Linked DNA regions of Mus musculus: region 2 is linked to region 1. A link is a loop called in an ENCODE intact Hi-C map of the cell type or tissue named here. Cell type or tissue: left cerebral cortex. All regions are shown on one strand. Links, peaks and the distances in the headings refer to the core of each region. The heading gives the core; the rest is flanking DNA.

What was found. Peaks named below come from ENCODE experiments on the same cell type or tissue, not always from the same donor. Only the 100,000 strongest peaks of a DNase experiment are listed, where the experiment ranks them.
Region 2: it touches region 1 in a loop (2.2-fold over the local background); 3 of 42 quality-filtered maps call a loop at or near these places.

What each region holds. Positions count from the first base shown.
Region 1 is chr5:32,929,836-32,938,002 of GRCm38, forward strand. It overlaps Depdc5 (DEP domain containing 5), which reads left to right. Exons shown (of 43, transcript NM_001170567.1): 25 at 4,115-4,180; 26 at 7,713-7,869. Among named protein-coding and RNA genes, the nearest start is that of Depdc5, 70 kb to the left of the region's middle. In left cerebral cortex, for the core only: a CTCF peak has its summit at 5,026 (motif pointing right); no DNase peak of the experiment used is centred there.
Region 2 is chr5:32,985,387-32,993,553 of GRCm38, forward strand. It overlaps Depdc5 (DEP domain containing 5), which reads left to right. Exons shown (of 43, transcript NM_001170567.1): 41 at 1,550-1,610; 42 at 5,356-5,438; 43 at 5,553-8,167. The coding sequence ends at 5,845. Among named protein-coding and RNA genes, the nearest start is that of Ywhah, 29 kb to the right of the region's middle. In left cerebral cortex, for the core only: a CTCF peak has its summit at 4,127 (motif pointing left); DNase peaks (open chromatin) are centred at 4,702 and 5,041; H3K27ac peaks cover 2,395 bases.

The DNA of each region.
Region 1 (8,167 bases), core at 3,769-6,268:
TCTTGCTCGGACACTACAAGCTCTTACCTGTTGCACTGTCTCCCCAGGTATGGTTTGCTTCCTTAATTCGCAAAACTATACCTCTTTCAGAAGTGTTTAAACTTCTATTTACAGGAATCAGAAATTATAAAGATATCAGTTCTCATATCCTCAGTGGCCTTTGACTTGTATCTCCTTTGGGATTCTTTTTGAGGCAGTTCCCTTATGTGATAACAAGGATGAGAGAAAGCCCTCTCACTAGGATTTGGACTGTAAATCATTCAGATGTAGTGTGGTTTTCACATCTCTACTAAATTAGAATATGTAGATAATGCAATGTGTTGTGACTGACAGGCAGCTTCAGGGATATGGGTACAGTTCAGTACTAGACCACTTGTATAACATGCACAAAGCCCTGGCTTTGATCCCAGGCCCAGGGGTGGGGGTTAGGCAAGGTGCTCAGGAGTGGCAGTGGAAGTGTCACTAGAGGAGCAGAGGAAGCTGCAGCAGAGTGTTGCAGAGCTTCTGCCTTAGGTTGTACTAGCAGGCTGTTAAAATCAACTTCTGGAACAGTGCAAGACTATATAGAGTTCTAAAGGAAATCGTTATATGATCCGAGATACTTTATTAATTTGATGTAATGTGACATTTTGTTTCTTGTTAAAGTATTACATGAAACAAAACAAACAAATCCCATCCATCTAGATCCGTGTCCCCACAGCATTATGAGGGTCAAAAGTAGGCTGGGTTTGGTAAGGACAGAACTTAGAATTCTTGTTCTGGAGCTAAACTCCAGATAAACTGCATTCCGAATGCCTTTAATCCCAGCACTTGGAAGGCAGAGGCAGGCAGATCCCTGAGTTCAAGGCCAGCCTGCTCTACAGACTGAGTTCCAGGACCTCCAGGGCCACATAGAGAAACCCTGTCTTGAAAAACAAAACAATCCTTGTTTTGTTACAGAATACATTGAAAAACATAGCTAATAAACATTTCACTTATTAAAAACAAGAGAAAAATCAAGAAAACCAGTTCTGTGACCCTACCTCTGCCTCCTTTGGCTTGAAGCTTCTGCCGTCTGCAGGTACCCAAGTGTGACTCAGACTTCCTGCATCTGGACCTGATTCATGCATGAGTCATGCCTCTCAGAATACTGTCTCTGTGGGTTCCCTTTTGGCTCTGCAGGAGTTTGTTTTGAGCAGGGTTGTGAGACCTTGTAGCTGTATTGTTCACTTCTCTATGCTGTTAGCAGCGTAAAGGCAGTTAGTGGGTCTTGGTAGATAGATTTCTATCCTTCTGCCTTTTTACTGGTATTGGAGAGACTGAAGCTAGGACCTTACATAACTAAGCACTTACCTACCTAGTTATGTATCAAGAACCTATTTAAACAACAAACAGGATTGAAATACTGCTCAGTTGGTGGAGTGCTGGGTCCAGGGTCCCATGCCTGTCCTACATGAAAAGCTGGGATTGGTGGAAGTAGATGCCAACAGAAAATGAACTCAGTGGCATCTTTGGAGGCTACATATCTTATAATGTCATAAATGTCATGTCGGTCAGGGCTTTTAAAACATTTTCCTTATTGTGTTTATATATATGTGTGTTTCTTTTACTGTATAGATCCTTTGTGTATATATTATTGCTTCCAGTGTTTTTATGGGATCCCTGATAGTGTGAACAAGTAGTCTAGGATCTCTATCTGTTTCTTGTGCCTTTTTAAAGGCTCTTTTCCTGTTTTGTTCTATTCTTATGTATTAGTTTTTGTTTATATTATATCTTATTATTATTCCTTAGAAGCATGTTTGCTTTCTAATGAGAGACAAAAGGAAATGGATCCGGATGAGAGGGGAGGTAGGAAGGAACCAGGAGAAGTAGAGGGAGGGAAAACAATAATTATGATAGTATGTGAGGAAAAATAGATCTTTTGTTTGCTTGTTTTGAGACAGGGTTTCTCTGTGTGGCTCTGGCAGCCCCAGAATTCACTGTGTAGACCAGTCTGGCCTTGAACTCAAAATCCACCTGCCTCTGTCCACTGAGTGCTAGGATTAAAGGCGTGCACCACCATCCCCTGCTTTGGTTTGAATTGCTTTGCTTTGCTTTTTTCTAAATATTTATTTATTTATTTATTTATTTATTTATTTATTCTATTCATGTGAGTACATCGTAGCTGTCTTCAGGCATACCAGAAGAGGGCATCAGATCCTATCACAGATGGTTGTGAGCCACCATGTGGTTGCTGGGATTTGAACTCAGGACCTCTTAACCACTGAGCCATCTCTCTAGCCCCCCCCCAGCTTTTATTTTCAATAAGAGGAAGAAAAATCCAAGTAGAAGAAAAGGAAGGGAGGGATGGGGAGAGGGAAGAGGAAGAAAGGAAGGGAAAGAAGCTGGGCTTAGGGAGTTACAGAGTTGGCTCAGCAGGTAGGAGCTCTTGGTGCTTTATAGAGGTTGTGATTCCCATATGGTGGCTTGCAACCATCTGTAACTCAAGTTCCAGTTGTCTGATGCTCTCTTCTGACTTCTGTGGGCACCAGGCATGAATATGGTGCACAAACATACATGTAGGCAAAACTGTTTGTAAAATTGAATAAGCAGAGAAACTGGGCTCAGCCCTGGGAGAGAGGAAGGAGGTCTGCAAATTCAGGACCATTCTCTGCTGCCGGCGAGCGTGAGGTCAGCACGGGACACAAGAGACCCTGCCTGGCAATAACAGACAAAACAGGCGCAAACGCATCTCACTGTTTAATTTGCTGTTTCCTAAGTGGACACTGGTGTGGAATCTATTTTTAAATGTGCTCGTTTGCCTTCTGTGTGTGGTGTTGAAGGGTCTATTTAAATATTTTGTTCATTTATTTATTGGGTTGTTAATTTTCTTCCTCTTGAGTTTTGAGAGATCTCTTTATATTCCAGATGCAAGTCCTTTTTCCAGATTATGTGATTTTTCAAGTGCTTTCTCCTGTGTTATTGCTTTTTTTTTCTCTAAAGATTCACAAAGAATTTATAAATACATGTTATAGTTGAGAGGGATTCCAGTGACACAGAGGTATATGGAGTAAAAGGTTGAAACTCTGGGGCTGGAGCAAGGCTCAGCAGCTGAGTCTGTGATGCTCTTGCAGAGGACCTGGGTCCTGTTCCTCATCCCCACACAACAGCTCCCAGTGTCTGAGAGGATCTGATGTCCTCCTCTAGCCGCCATGTGCTTCAGGCACACACAAGATGCACATGTATATGAGCAGGTACTCACACACATAAAAACAAATAATCCTAAAACAAAGTCCTGCGTTTTACTTACATCCTCCCTTGAGCTTTCTGTGTGGAGGCAGCTCATGTTGGTTATGTTTTGAGGCCCTTTCCAATATTCCTCTTTATAGTCTGCTTTTTTATTAAATAGTTATGTTTTCTAAGTGACATTTGGTTGTGTGTGTTTTTTAAATTAGCTATGTCCTTTCATATTTAAGTTTCATTTTAAATCTTTTTCAGACTAATTATATTTAGGTAGAATTTTTTGTTAGTCTGTTAAGTGTAGTAAATTTTTATGTCTTATGTTATATTCTTTTTTTTTAATTTCACATATATGGGTACACTGTCGCTGTCTTCAGACACACTGGAGGACAACATCGGATCCCATTACAGATGGTTGTGAGCCACCATGTGGTTGCTGAGAATCAAACTCAGGACCTCTGGACGAGCAGTCAGTGCTCTTAACTGCTGAGCCATGTCTCTAGCATGTGTTATATTTTTAAAAGCTATGATTTGGGAAAGAGTTACAGAAGTTCAGGTTAAACAAGTGCACAATATTTAATTAGGTTATTTTATCTTTGCTAAAAATTAATTGGTTAAAATGACTTTAAAATGTGTCAATTTCCTTAAAATAAGTAGCAGTTTGCTTTGCAGAAAAAGCTTATCAGACAAAAAGAATGGTTTTGATAACATTGAAGTTCTGGTTCATTCCTAAATTCTAAGTTGTTCATATTTTTCTGTGGCTGATTCTTTTGGGCCATTTGAAATACCCATTTCATAATTGGCACTTGGTTTGTGTTTGTATTTTTAACTTTATTTTGAGCTTTTTCAACCACAAGTATAAGAACTTTTTTGTCGAGTAACTTTGACTCACACAAGCCACCTTTTCTTTCTCTAGGTGTGAATCCTAGGACCCAGAACAAGGACTCCCTAGAGGACAGTGTTTCTACCTCTCCAGACCCAAGTAAGAAGGGCTGACGGACTAGTGAGAGGGCAGGCGATGGGGACTGTGGACTGTGGAGTAGTGAGGGCAGGAGCAAGCCCTGTGGGAAGACAGTCGTCCAGAAAGCCACGTTCTCTGTCAGGAAGCTGATATGTGAGGGACTCTTGAGTCTCTCTGATGCCAAGTGAGAGAAGTGGGCGGAATGACCTGCTCCAGGATGTGTAATTCAGGACACACGGCAAGGAGTAGACTTCCCCAGAAGACCCTCTCGCCGGGCAGAAGCCAACCTTAGCTCTTAGACCTAATACTAGCTCTGGGAGAAAAATCAGAAAGAAATAACGGCTATAACTAGAGTCCTTCAGATACACTTATAGTTGAAAACATTTGACTAGGTCACATTTGTCTATTAAATAGCTGAGCAGTTAGAGAGAACCTTTACTAGAATACGGGGAACCGTTTACCACTGCACTGCTTTATTCTGTGTGGCTGTGGCTGTGTAGCTCTGGGTCTTTTTGACTCCATTGATGTTTAATGAACTGAATCCTTTTACAATTTTTCATGTCCCTATTGCTCACTTTTTTAAGTCAAAAAATATTTATTTTACACATTTGTGTGGTTGCACACATAAGCCATAGCATATGCACATGGAGGCTAGAAGACACCCATGGGAGCTGGCTCTCTGCTGCTGCTGGGTGGATCCAGGGATCAAGCACAGGTTATCGGCTTCAGTGGAAAGTACCTCATGCCATTGAGCTATCATGCCAGCCCCAAAGCTTGTTCTTTTTTCTCTCTTTTAGTTTTTTTAAAGATTTATTTGTACTGTGTGTATGAGTACACTGTACTTGTCTTCAGACACCAGAAGAGGGCGCCAGGTCTCATTGTGGGTGGTTGTGAGCCACCATGTGGTTGCCAGGAATTGAACTCAGGAACACTAGAAGAGCAGTCAGTGCTCTTAACAGATGAGCCATCTCTCCAGCCTTCTTTTATTCTTTCTTTTTAAAAATTGTTTGTTTTTGTTTTTTGTTTTTTGTTTTTACTATTTTGTTTGTATGGGTGTTTTGTCTGCATGTGTATGTCTGTGTGCCACATGCATGCCTGATGTTTGAGGAGGTGGTGAGCCCCCACATGGGTGCTGAGAATCAAACCCTGGCCCTTTGCAAGAACAAGTGTTCTTCTTAACCACAGAGCCAACTCTCTACCATCCCCCCTTTGTTTGTTTGTTTTAATTTTATTAAGCTTAGTGTGGTAACACAGGGCTTTAATCCCAGCACTTGGGAAGCCTGGTGTAAGTAGGAGTTCCAGGCCAGCTAGGGCTACATAGTAAGATACTGTCTCAAAACAAAACAACAACAACAAAAAAAAACACAGAAAATGTGAAGTTATTTTTAATTATATCATCAAACATATGATTATATTTGGGTTTTAGTAATTATTTTTATTAGTAACCATTTGTATAGTTTCCAGGTTTGTTTTGTTTTTTAAGCTAGGGTTTCTCAGTATAACTGGTTATGAACTTGTATTAACCATCCTGTCTCTGCTTTCCCAGTGCTGGGACTACAGACATATGCTATCATGCCCAGCAGAAATCACTGCTGCGAGACTCAGAAAGGTAGTGAGGGCTGGTGTGTCCAAGACAACATAAAGAGGTAGCTGGCTTTCATTTCTCACTACCTCACAGTGGCTTGACTACGACTCTTCTGGTTTTATCCAGGAAGTAGGGATAAGCACAGCTTCTTATTTGTCATGTGGGGAAGTTGGGGTGCAATTTCTGCTGTTTGGGGGTGTATTTTGAATTTTGAGGTACTAATGACTCTGTGAGCCCTGCATAGAGTTAGGCCTATGCCCAGTGGTGGTCTTCCCCAGGGCCTAAGGCACTCTGTCCCTGTACTTAGCACACACGCCTTTTTCATCCATGGGAGAGTGATGTGAGGCTGACGGAGCCCTGGGGAAATACACTGTGTTGTAAGCTCCTTACTGCTCATACACTGCATTTACAGTGTACACTGTGAAACTGTCCCACTCAGTACTCTTGGGTGTGGAGGGGTTGTTGTTACTGCCCTTGTTTGTTTCCTTTTATAGATTTTATAAAAGTCTGCACTTAAAAGATCTTAAAGGCTGGGCAGTGGTGGGGCAGTGGTGGCACATGCCTTTAATCCCAGCCCTTGGGAGGCAGAGACAGGCGGATTTCTGAGTTCAAGGCCAGCCTGGTCTATAGAGTAAGTTCCAGAACAGCAAGGGCTATACAGAGAAACCCTGTCTCGAAAAACCAAAAAAAAATAAAAAATTTAAAAAATAAATCTTAAAGATTGAGTCAGTTTTACATAGAGAGATAGCTACCTGTCTATTTTCATCATTCAAGTGAAACACTTGAGGGGGAAACATTTATTCAAAAGTGGTTTAGAGCCTGGTGTGTAGCACACACTGTACCCCAGCCTTCTGGAAGCTCCAAGAGAAGGATTACAAGTTCAAGGTTAACCTGGGATGCATAGCAAGCCTCTGAGAGAGAGGAGGAAGGAGGAGAGAGAGATTACTGTGGTGCTGGCTCTGGCAAGCGCTCACCAACTGCATCCCACGGCGGTGGATGGCATCATGATTAGAAAGCCGGAGAGAGCTCGTGCAGTAAGTTGTAGCTAGAGCAGAGTAGGGCAAGGACTGTCCGAGCTGCCTCTAGTTCACTGTTAAAGCGTCCATATTTCTCATATTTCCACCAGTGCATGAATCTAGTGGAACAAACCACATAGAGCGGCCTTTGTACTTTAACTCAGTGGTCTTAAATCCAAGCCAGACTTGTGTCTGTATCATTTCTGGTTTTCACAGTAGAGCACCTTGCTGGCATCTTGTGAGTAGAGTCCAGTGTTGCTCTTCAGCATCTCTCATTGTCCAGCACAGCCTCCTATAACAGACTAGCCTGGTCCAAAATGTCAGGAGTTAGTTACCAGTGTTGAAAACCTGCTTTATCTAGGGAGCAGATGTCAAACTCGTGTCTCCTAAATTCCAGCCTTGTAACTGTCCCAGACGTCCTCCTTTGGTTTCCCCTCCTATCCTGAATCTATTACTTGTGATTCTGAAAGTGTTCCTGTTTCTGCTGCTATTTGCTATTTTGCTCCCAATTAGGCTGAGCTTTCTTCCTTTTCTACCCAGACACTCTGCAGCCCTCGAAAGGAGAAGCTCTACCCTGAGCCTCTCTTCTGTCCTCAGAATGTTAATTTGCTTTGATATATAACCCTGCCTGCCCTGCAGTAACCTCACTGGCATTTCAGCTCTAGCTCATGATCAGCAGAAAATGAAAAATAAGCGGCTGTGAATCCCATTTGCATGATGGGATTGGATAAGCATGTGTTGCGTTATCTAACAAACTCTGTTTCTCTCTCTTTCTCCCTCCCCCATCCCCTTCCCTCTGCTCCCTCTCTATCCTGGCAATTTCGATCACCTTTTACCATGAACTTCACACCCACCCTCTCCCTTCCTCCCATACCCAAACCTGCCGTGGTGACCACATATACCTTTTCCCCGTTATGCGAGGCAGTTCTGACACTGTCTGCTCCCCCTGTAGTGCCAGGCTTCTGTTGCACAGTTGGAGTGGATTGGAAGTCTCTTACTACTCCTGCATGCCTTCCCCTCACCACTGACTACTTCCCGGACCGTCAGGGCCTGCAGAATGACTACACAGAGGGCTGCTATGATCTCCTCCCAGAAGCAGACATGGACAGGTCAGTGCCTGGAACAAAAGCAGCCAGCTTTGTTTGTGAGGGTTATGGGTATATTGGAACACATGCGTAGAGAGAAGAACACTGAGGTTTGAAGCCTTTCGTGTCCTCCTTTAGTATTTGGGAAATCTGATGGTGCAAGAACTGCAAGTTTCTCTCAGTGTTGACATGAGCAGTTTGTCTTCCTGGATAACGTATTTGCTAAGGAAGTTGTTTTGGGCACACTACATCTGATTGTATTTTCTAAGGTTATTCTTTTTTTCTGTCTTCTTTCTCTACCTTGTTAAACTGATCATTTCTC
Region 2 (8,167 bases), core at 2,735-5,234, 55 kb after region 1:
GTACCTGAGCACTGCAGAGTTCCTCTGCATTGGAGGCCAGAGATCCTGAGCTGCACAGGACTGAGAGAGGACCATTTATGCAGTCCTGCAATGTGAATGATATGTTTCTCCCAGAAGGTTAGGCCAGGCAGCTCACTGCAGTGCTGTTAATATCTTGAGGGGCTACGGTTACCTCATTGTAACAGGATTGCTCCCAGGCATTGTAGCTGGTAGTTTCCCTGCCAGTTCTGACCTGGTCTTCTAAACCATCAACCTCAGTTGGTTACCATGGTTACAGGGGAAGTCCTAATTTAAAGGAATAGGACCCAAATCTAAAATTCAATTTTCTAGATTAGGTGCCTCTATTCTTCTTGTTTTCTTTACTTCTTGTAACAATGAGTATACACCTTAAAATCTGGAATAAATGTGGTTGGTATACGTGTGTATATATGTGAATGTGGGTGTGTGTTTGTGTATGTGGGTGTATGTATGTATCTTATGTGTGTTCATATGAGTGGGGGGGGGTGTCTCCCATCTATTTTAAAGAAAGTTCTAATTATGGACAGAGTAACAAAGCTACTCCATCCCTAGTTCTTGGGATGTCTCTATTGTTGTTGCCAGGACCCTCAAAATCTCCATCCATCCATCTCTGCTTCCTGTTGCTATGTAACAGAGTGCTTGGCCTTCCATCCATCCATCTCTGCTTCCTGTTGCTATGTGACAGTGCTTGGCCTTCCCACCTGCTTTCTGCTTTAGTCCTCAGCAGTTGCCCGTGGAAGAGGGAGGCTGGAGCAATCCCATTGGTGACAGAAGAGCAAATCCTCCTGCACTGCTCGCCTCTCCTTCCAAGCTGATGACTTCTCAAGAGTTTTTTGTTTTTTTTTTTTTACTTGCTTCGATTTCTTTACCCATAAAATGGAGCTTTCTTTCTTTAAAGGGAAATGGAAGGTTAGTGGTGTTAGAAACGGGGGTGAGGGAAGCTGTTATTCAAAAGCACCTAATGTACACTTCAGGTTTGTGTTTTAATATTCTTTCAGACCAGGTCTCATGGTACACACCTGTTAAGTAAGTAGGAGGGTCAGGGATTCAAAGCCATTTGGCCACTTAGAGGTTGAGGCCAGCCTGGGCTGTTTGAGACCCTGTTTCAGAAACAAATAATAAGCAAAAAAGTACTGGACTCTCCTCAGCTTGAGAATTAAGACATTAGCATAGCCGGACGTGGTGGCAAACGCCTTTAATCCCAGTACTCGGGAGGCAGAGGCAGACGAATTTCTGGACAACCAGGGCTACACAGAGAGACCCTGTCTCGAAAAACCAAAAAAAAAAAAAGACATTAGCAAAAGCCTCATTGAATTCTGAAGGTTACATTGGCTCCCGAGGACTCCACCTTTCTAGACGGTGGAGGAACTTGGAGAAGGATTATGGGGTACACAGCTGTCATTTCTATAACTGGTGGGGACTAAAGTTCAGATCCAGGAGACCGGAATTGTAAAGAGCAATGAAGAGAACAGTGTGAGTCTGTTACAGACCTTGTGATCACAGCTCAGCATTTATTCCTTATTCCTTTCAGGCTTTGAACCAGAGACATATTGGGATCGAATGCATCTTTTCCAGGAAGCCATTGCACACAGGTTTGTCCATTAGCAAGAAGGAACAGTGACCAGTATTCTTCTCCTCTAGCAGTTACTAGAGTGAAACCCAGCTCATTCTGTTCCGGAGGAAAAGGCTCTGTCCTTGTAGAGCAGTGGTTCTTCCTCTTCCTGATGCTGTGACCCTTCAACACAGTTCCTCGTGTTGTGCTGACCCCCAGCCACAACATTGTTCACAGATGTAATTGCTACTATTATGAATCCTAATGTAAATATCTGATATGCAGGACATCTGACATGCAGCCCCTGTGAAAGGGGCTGACCTCCAAGGGGTTGAGAACCACTGCTCTAGTGACAATCTCACTGCTTACCTCCACTCAGGCACAGAGAGAAATGCTGCCCTGCGGCCTGCGGCCACGCCGGCCTTGTCTCAGATTCGTTGCCTTGTTCTTTGTATGTAGCCTACAAAGAACCCAACTGTGCTATGGAGGAGACAGGTGAAAGGAGACATTGTAAACCTTGTCAGTAAACCTTCCCTATGTTTTAGAAAGCAATGGATGGTTTTGAAACAATGGGTGAAATTAGGTATTCCTTGGCACAGGACTTGTGCTCCAGGTAAGCTTTCCTGGGTTCCTCTGACTCGCAGCCGTCCTCACCAGTGCAGCAGCCACCTTGCTTCCAAGGATCACTTAGCTGGTGTCCACTCCTACTTATTCCTGTGGTTACACAAAGCCTCCTCTCACTGTTTCAGTTACCCTAGGCTTGAAGCACCTTCTTTGTATTGTCCTGTTGTCTTACATCTTCACTCCCACCCTGAGTGTTCCCACCCAACCCTCCCACCAGAGACTCACAAGGCTAGGGGTCTCTAACTTCTCTCCCCTAAGCTGGCTTTTCCCTACCTTGCACCTTACCATAAGATCTGAATGGTATGTATGTGTTCAAAGAAGGGTCTGGAATGAGTGCTGTGGTAACTCATTTCCTACTACTGCTAAAGGGATGTAGATCTGAGCAGAGGGGAGGGAGGAGGGAGGGAGAGAGGGAGGGAGGGGAGGGAGCACAGCAGTCACTGGGAAAAGACAGTGCTCTAGGAAGCAGGCTTGTCTGATCCACCTCCACCCACACTGCTGAGCCCATAGAAGTCCCATGGCTAGGCTTACAACATAGCCTTCCTTTTCTTGCCCCTCTGGGGTTTGCTGGCTCAGCTGGTAAATCTGCAAGAAACAGTTCTTATTACGATGCCCCAGCTAAAGTACAGCTGGTGTGCCTCTTCTTGACCAGTCTCTACACATTTTGACTAGGTGCCTCCTGGATTTGACCTTCATTTGCCAAATCTGCTTTTTTTCTTCACAGTGTCTTGTTCTCTAATCCTCCTTGATACAGGTCCTGGGGCTATCCTCTGTAAACTGTTGCCTGTTACTCTTCAGCCTCTTTCCTAATATCCAATTTTCTTACATGTCTTTAAAGCTGTCCCATGTGTGACTGACTACAGCAGACTCTGCTGTCTTATCTATCACGCTTCCTCTGTGCCTGTTAGTGTCTCCCTCTGCCAGGGACTCTCAGGTCCCTCTATTTAGAGTTTCTCTCTCTCTTTTCTTTCTCTCTCTCTTCTCTCTTCTCTCTCTCTCTCTCTCTCTCTCTCTCTCTCTCTCTCTCCTCCTTACAGGGGATTTCTGTGTCATTCTGGATGGCTTTGAACTCACAGTCTCCTGTCTCTGGCTCTCAAGTATTAAGATTACAGGATACTCCAGCATAACATGCTTTAAATTGCACTTTCCTCTTTTAAAAACTGTCAATCTAGAGTGCTTTGTAGGACCTAGGAGGGCAGAAGTTTAATTTTCCCCATCCATAGTGCCAGCAAAGTGCCTTTTTCAGAGTAGTTGTTCTGCTCGTAGCTTCTGTGTGCAGTACTGGGGGTGGGCCCAGGGCCCTGTGGGTGCTGGGTCAGCAGTCTCCCACGGGGCTACATCCCTGGTCCTGCCTGTGGCTTTGCATGGAGTGAAAGTCCAAGTGGAGATGTGACTCTGAAGTGATGGTCTACCCAAAGGTCCATCTCAGAAAACGCTAGAAAAGCTACCATACCCCTACCACATACCCCACCTCCAGTTCTGTGGTGGCTCCTAGCTCTTCTTCTAAATACTCTGGATAATTGGAGTGAGTATAGTACATCTTCTCTGAGGTGGATTGCCTTTGCTGCAATCCTGGGTTGCCCCAAGTGGAGGTTTGTTTGATTTAGTTTGTTTTTTGTTGTTTGTTTGGGGTTTTGGGGAAAAGGGGTCTCACTATGTAACCCTGGCTGGCCTGGAACTCGGTTTTGTAAACTATGCTGGCCTTGAGATCTGCCTGTCTGGGGCTAAAGTGCTGGGGTTGAAGGCATGAACCACAATGCCTGGCTAAATTGGGTTCTTAAAAAAAATAAACATCTTGGGGCTGGAGAAATGGCCAGCAACTGAGAGTATTTGCTGCTCCTTGTAGAGGACTCAGGTTTGGTTCCCAGCACCCACCCTGGGCAGCTCACCACTGCCTGTAACTCCAGCTCCAGAGGATCCAGCACCCCCTTCTGGCCTCCTAGGGCACTTGTACTCATGTGCACATGCAGACAAGCAAGGACACATACATACACACAATAAAATAAAGGTCTTAGGCTAGGGGTGTGGATCGGGTGGTGGATGCTCATCTAGCATGCAGCAAGCACTACAGGAAACGGCCCAGTGGTGCACACCTGCCACCCAGCACTCCACAGGTAGTAGCAGGAAGGCAGTGGGAAAGGTTTTTAGCCTCAGCTGAAGTATGAATTTGAGGCCTGCCTGGGATGCCTAACCCTGTCTCAAAAGTAAAAGGGTCTTTCCTGGTGACCTAAAGGAGAAATGAGATAGGCCTCTGGTCCACCTGATCATGCTAAATACATCAGTTGGCTTGGTTAGAAAGTAAGAAAGAAATCGAAGTGTCCTGTAGATGCTCTCCATCGAGTTTGCATACTTGATGTGCATGTAGGGGAGACAAGCCTAGAGCTGGCAGCTTGGAGGATACAGCACAGCACTTCCCCAGCCAGCTCAGTCTAGGAAAGAAGACACATTTTACCTCCTACAACGATGCCTCTATTACGTAAACGCTCAGACACAGAGGGCAGAATCTGGGCACATCTGTTAGCACGTCCTTTACAGCTCTTAGCAGGTGGGGCTAGAATAAATGTGCTTTATGGAAATAGAAAAGCCAGGAATAGAACAAGCTATAGATAAGAAGTGGAACAGGGCAAGTCACAGATGAGGAGTGGTTTCTGTTCACTTCCCATCTCTAGAGCACAGCAGAGCAAAGAGCCTTGGGCTCCTCCTCGCCTTTGTGAGAAGAGTTTTAAGCTACTTCATTCCATGTCAGTGAGCGCCTTTACTGAGAATCGTTTCAATGTCAGCATGACAACAGTCAGGTGTGACAGGAAAACCTAAGACAGGATGGGGGTTGGTGAGCAGCCTGCCGGGACAGACTCCACAAGAGGCAGAATGAACACTAAGTAGGGACCACAGAGGGGAGGACATGTGGGAAGGGAAGGTGCTACGTGGGAGCGGAGGCTGGGTAGATTGCTGCAGTCACCGCAGGGCAGGCTAAACCATGAGCAGGAGAGCCGCAGCCTCCCAAGGTGAAAGGCAGATAGTGAGAACAACAATCTGTAGCCCGCATGTTCCACACCAGAGGCCTTTGCACATTCTGGCACACCCTTACCTGTCAAGAGTTCAGCTGCACACTGCTCCCTGTTTCTCTAGCTAATGAGACAATGTGTCTGTCCTTACCGTAGGTTTGGATTTGTGCAAGATAAATATTCTGTCTCCGCTTTTAACTTCCCTGCTGAGAATAAGCCACAGTATATCCATGTCACAGGTGAGGCGCTGTGGGTGGGTGCACGAGGCCCTGCCCGAGCCTTCAGGGTAGGACCACCAGAGCCTGCTGCAGGTGTTCACCACAGCTCCACTCAGGCATGGTCTCTCCCTTCAGGAACGGTGTTCCTTCAGCTGCCGTACTCCAAACGCAAGTTTTCAGGGCAGCAGCGGCGGCGACGGAACTCTACCAGCTCCACCAACCAAAACATGTTCTGTGAGGAGCGGGTTGGCTACAACTGGGCCTACAACACCATGCTGACCAAGACATGGCGCTCTAGTGCCACAGGGGACGAGAAGTTTGCTGATCGGCTGCTGAAGGACTTCACGGATTTCTGCATCAACCGTGACAACCGACTGGTCACGTTCTGGACAAACTGCCTGGAGAAGATGCATGCCAGTGCTCCATGAAGCCAGGCTGCTTCTCTTAAGAGAGGCTGTGGGTATGCTGGAGCTGGCCTTCCGGTCAGGCTCTGGGCAGCAGGTGTCAGGCTGCTCCTATCAGTGAGTGGGGCCACTGCTGATATTTGGCCTCTGCACAAGTGTGAGTGAAGAGAAAGATTGGAAGCAGCTGCTGCCGCTACCGCCAACCAAATCTTGCCAATCCTGTCCCTGAAGCAGGGGGAGGCACAGATTGTCCGTGGGAGTGAGTCAGTGTCTGGGAGTGGGGTAGGCAGCTTCCATTAGGGTCCTTTTCCTTCACCAGCAGTGGGATATTCGGAACAGAACCTCCTGCTTTCTGCCCAAGAGTGTGTGTATGAGGTAAATCTGTGGCATAATGTACCATTGGCTCACACCAGCTGTACATATGTGTACATAGCAGAATCTAATAAAGCCCTCCCTCCCTCCCTCCCTCCCTCCCTCTCTCCCTCCCCCGGTGTCTGTTCCCAGCCTTGTTGGTAGCCAGGCCAGTCAGGTCACCTCAGGTGGCCAGAGGGCTTCAGGACACACTGGTCTTGAGTCTGGCTCTGAGCTGGCTTGATAGGTTTCTTTTTCAAAGTCCTTGGGCAAGAACAAGGATCTTCTGGACAGGACAGGACTACTGAGCAGACAGTACAGTACAGTATAGTAAGAAGCTCTAGGCTTGTCATGTCAGAAATATGCCTCGTTAAGTGGATGGGCCAGCTCAGGGAAGCAGACATCACGGCATTCCCTACACGTCCAGTGAGTGCTTTTCGCTCTAGACTGCTCAGGGAAGGCAAAGACCGAAGACCATGACTACTGCTTCCTCCTATACTAGAGTTAATCACACACCCCATTGATGTACCTTTTTTTTTTAAAGATTTTATTCATGTATTTGGTATATATGATAAATACACTGTAGCTATCTTCAGACACCAGAACAGGGCATCGGATCCCATTACAGATGGTTCTGAGCCACCATGTGCTTGCTGGGATTTGAACTCAGGACCTCTGGGAGAGCAGTCAGTGCTCTTAACCTCTGAGCCATCTCTCCAGCCCCTTGATGTACCTTACCTTCTTTACCTCTCCTGGGCCCTATGTACAACTCCAGGTCCAGCCTTCCTTGTTTCTCTTCTCTCCAGGAAACCTAACTTGTCTCTGGTTCATCCTACTGCACTCTCCTGGGAAACTAGGGTTTTGTTGGGTTTTTGTTTTTTAAAAAAACTACTCCAAGCAGGTACAGCAGCTTCCTGTAATACCAGTGTTTAGGAGACTGAGGTAGGCTGGCCTCCATAGTGTGTACTTAGCAAAGTTGAGCTTTACAATGAGACTGTCTCAGAAAGTCTCACTTTGGGGCTGGAAAGATGACTCAGTTAAGAGCATTTGACTGATCTTACAGAGCACCTGAGTTCAGTGCCAGCGTGAGGTCACTCACAGCCATCCATACCTGGAGTTCCAGGGGACTCCACACCCTCTTCTGACCTTCTTTTGCATCGGGCACACATGTGGTACATATACATATATCCACATATATAATACGTGCAAGCAAAGCACTCACATAAAACAAAAATAAATCTTAAAATCAAACAGACAGCTCCACTCCATTTAGACTTGCCACTTAGAATTCTCTTGACTACCTGACTCCAAAAACCTTCAGTATGGTGCTGGAGATGCAGATCAGAGCCAGCATAGCAGGCACCAGGCTCTGGACTCAATTCACAACACTACAAAAGTAAAACCAAGTATTGTCTTGCCTAGTGGGCTGTTCTCACAGCTGCCTTGGGAGTTGTGCATTCCCTTGAACCAGCTCAAATCTTCTGCGTACACTGTTCCAAGCTGCACTCATCGGGAACTTCTAATCACAGCTATTAAGTCCTGTATGTAAAGGTTTTTTTTTTTTAAAGGTGTGTGTGTGTTGTGTGTGTGTATGGGTGCATCGTTAGGTCAAAAGAGAGGACATCAGATCCCCTGGAACTAGAGTCTAGACGGTCGTGAGCCACCATTTGGGTGCTGGGTTGGGAACCTGGGTCCTCCCAGAGCTCCAAGTGCTCTTACTGGCTGAGCCATGTCCCTAGCTCCTGCATGTGAAGCTTTTGAGAGAGTAAGCTGTTAACGTGTGAAAGTGTGATCCATGGGAAGTAAGCCTAAAAAAAACTTAGCTTCACACACACACATACTTTTCTTCCCATGAATATTGCTCCTCCTTGATGTCAGCCTTCTTGTCAGTGGGAGCTGTCTGGAGTAACTGGGGGGTTGAGGCAGGTACAGCTGGACTTTGTGGAGTGTACCTGTAACCGCAGCACTTGAGAAGACTAAAGGAGAGGGAAGAAG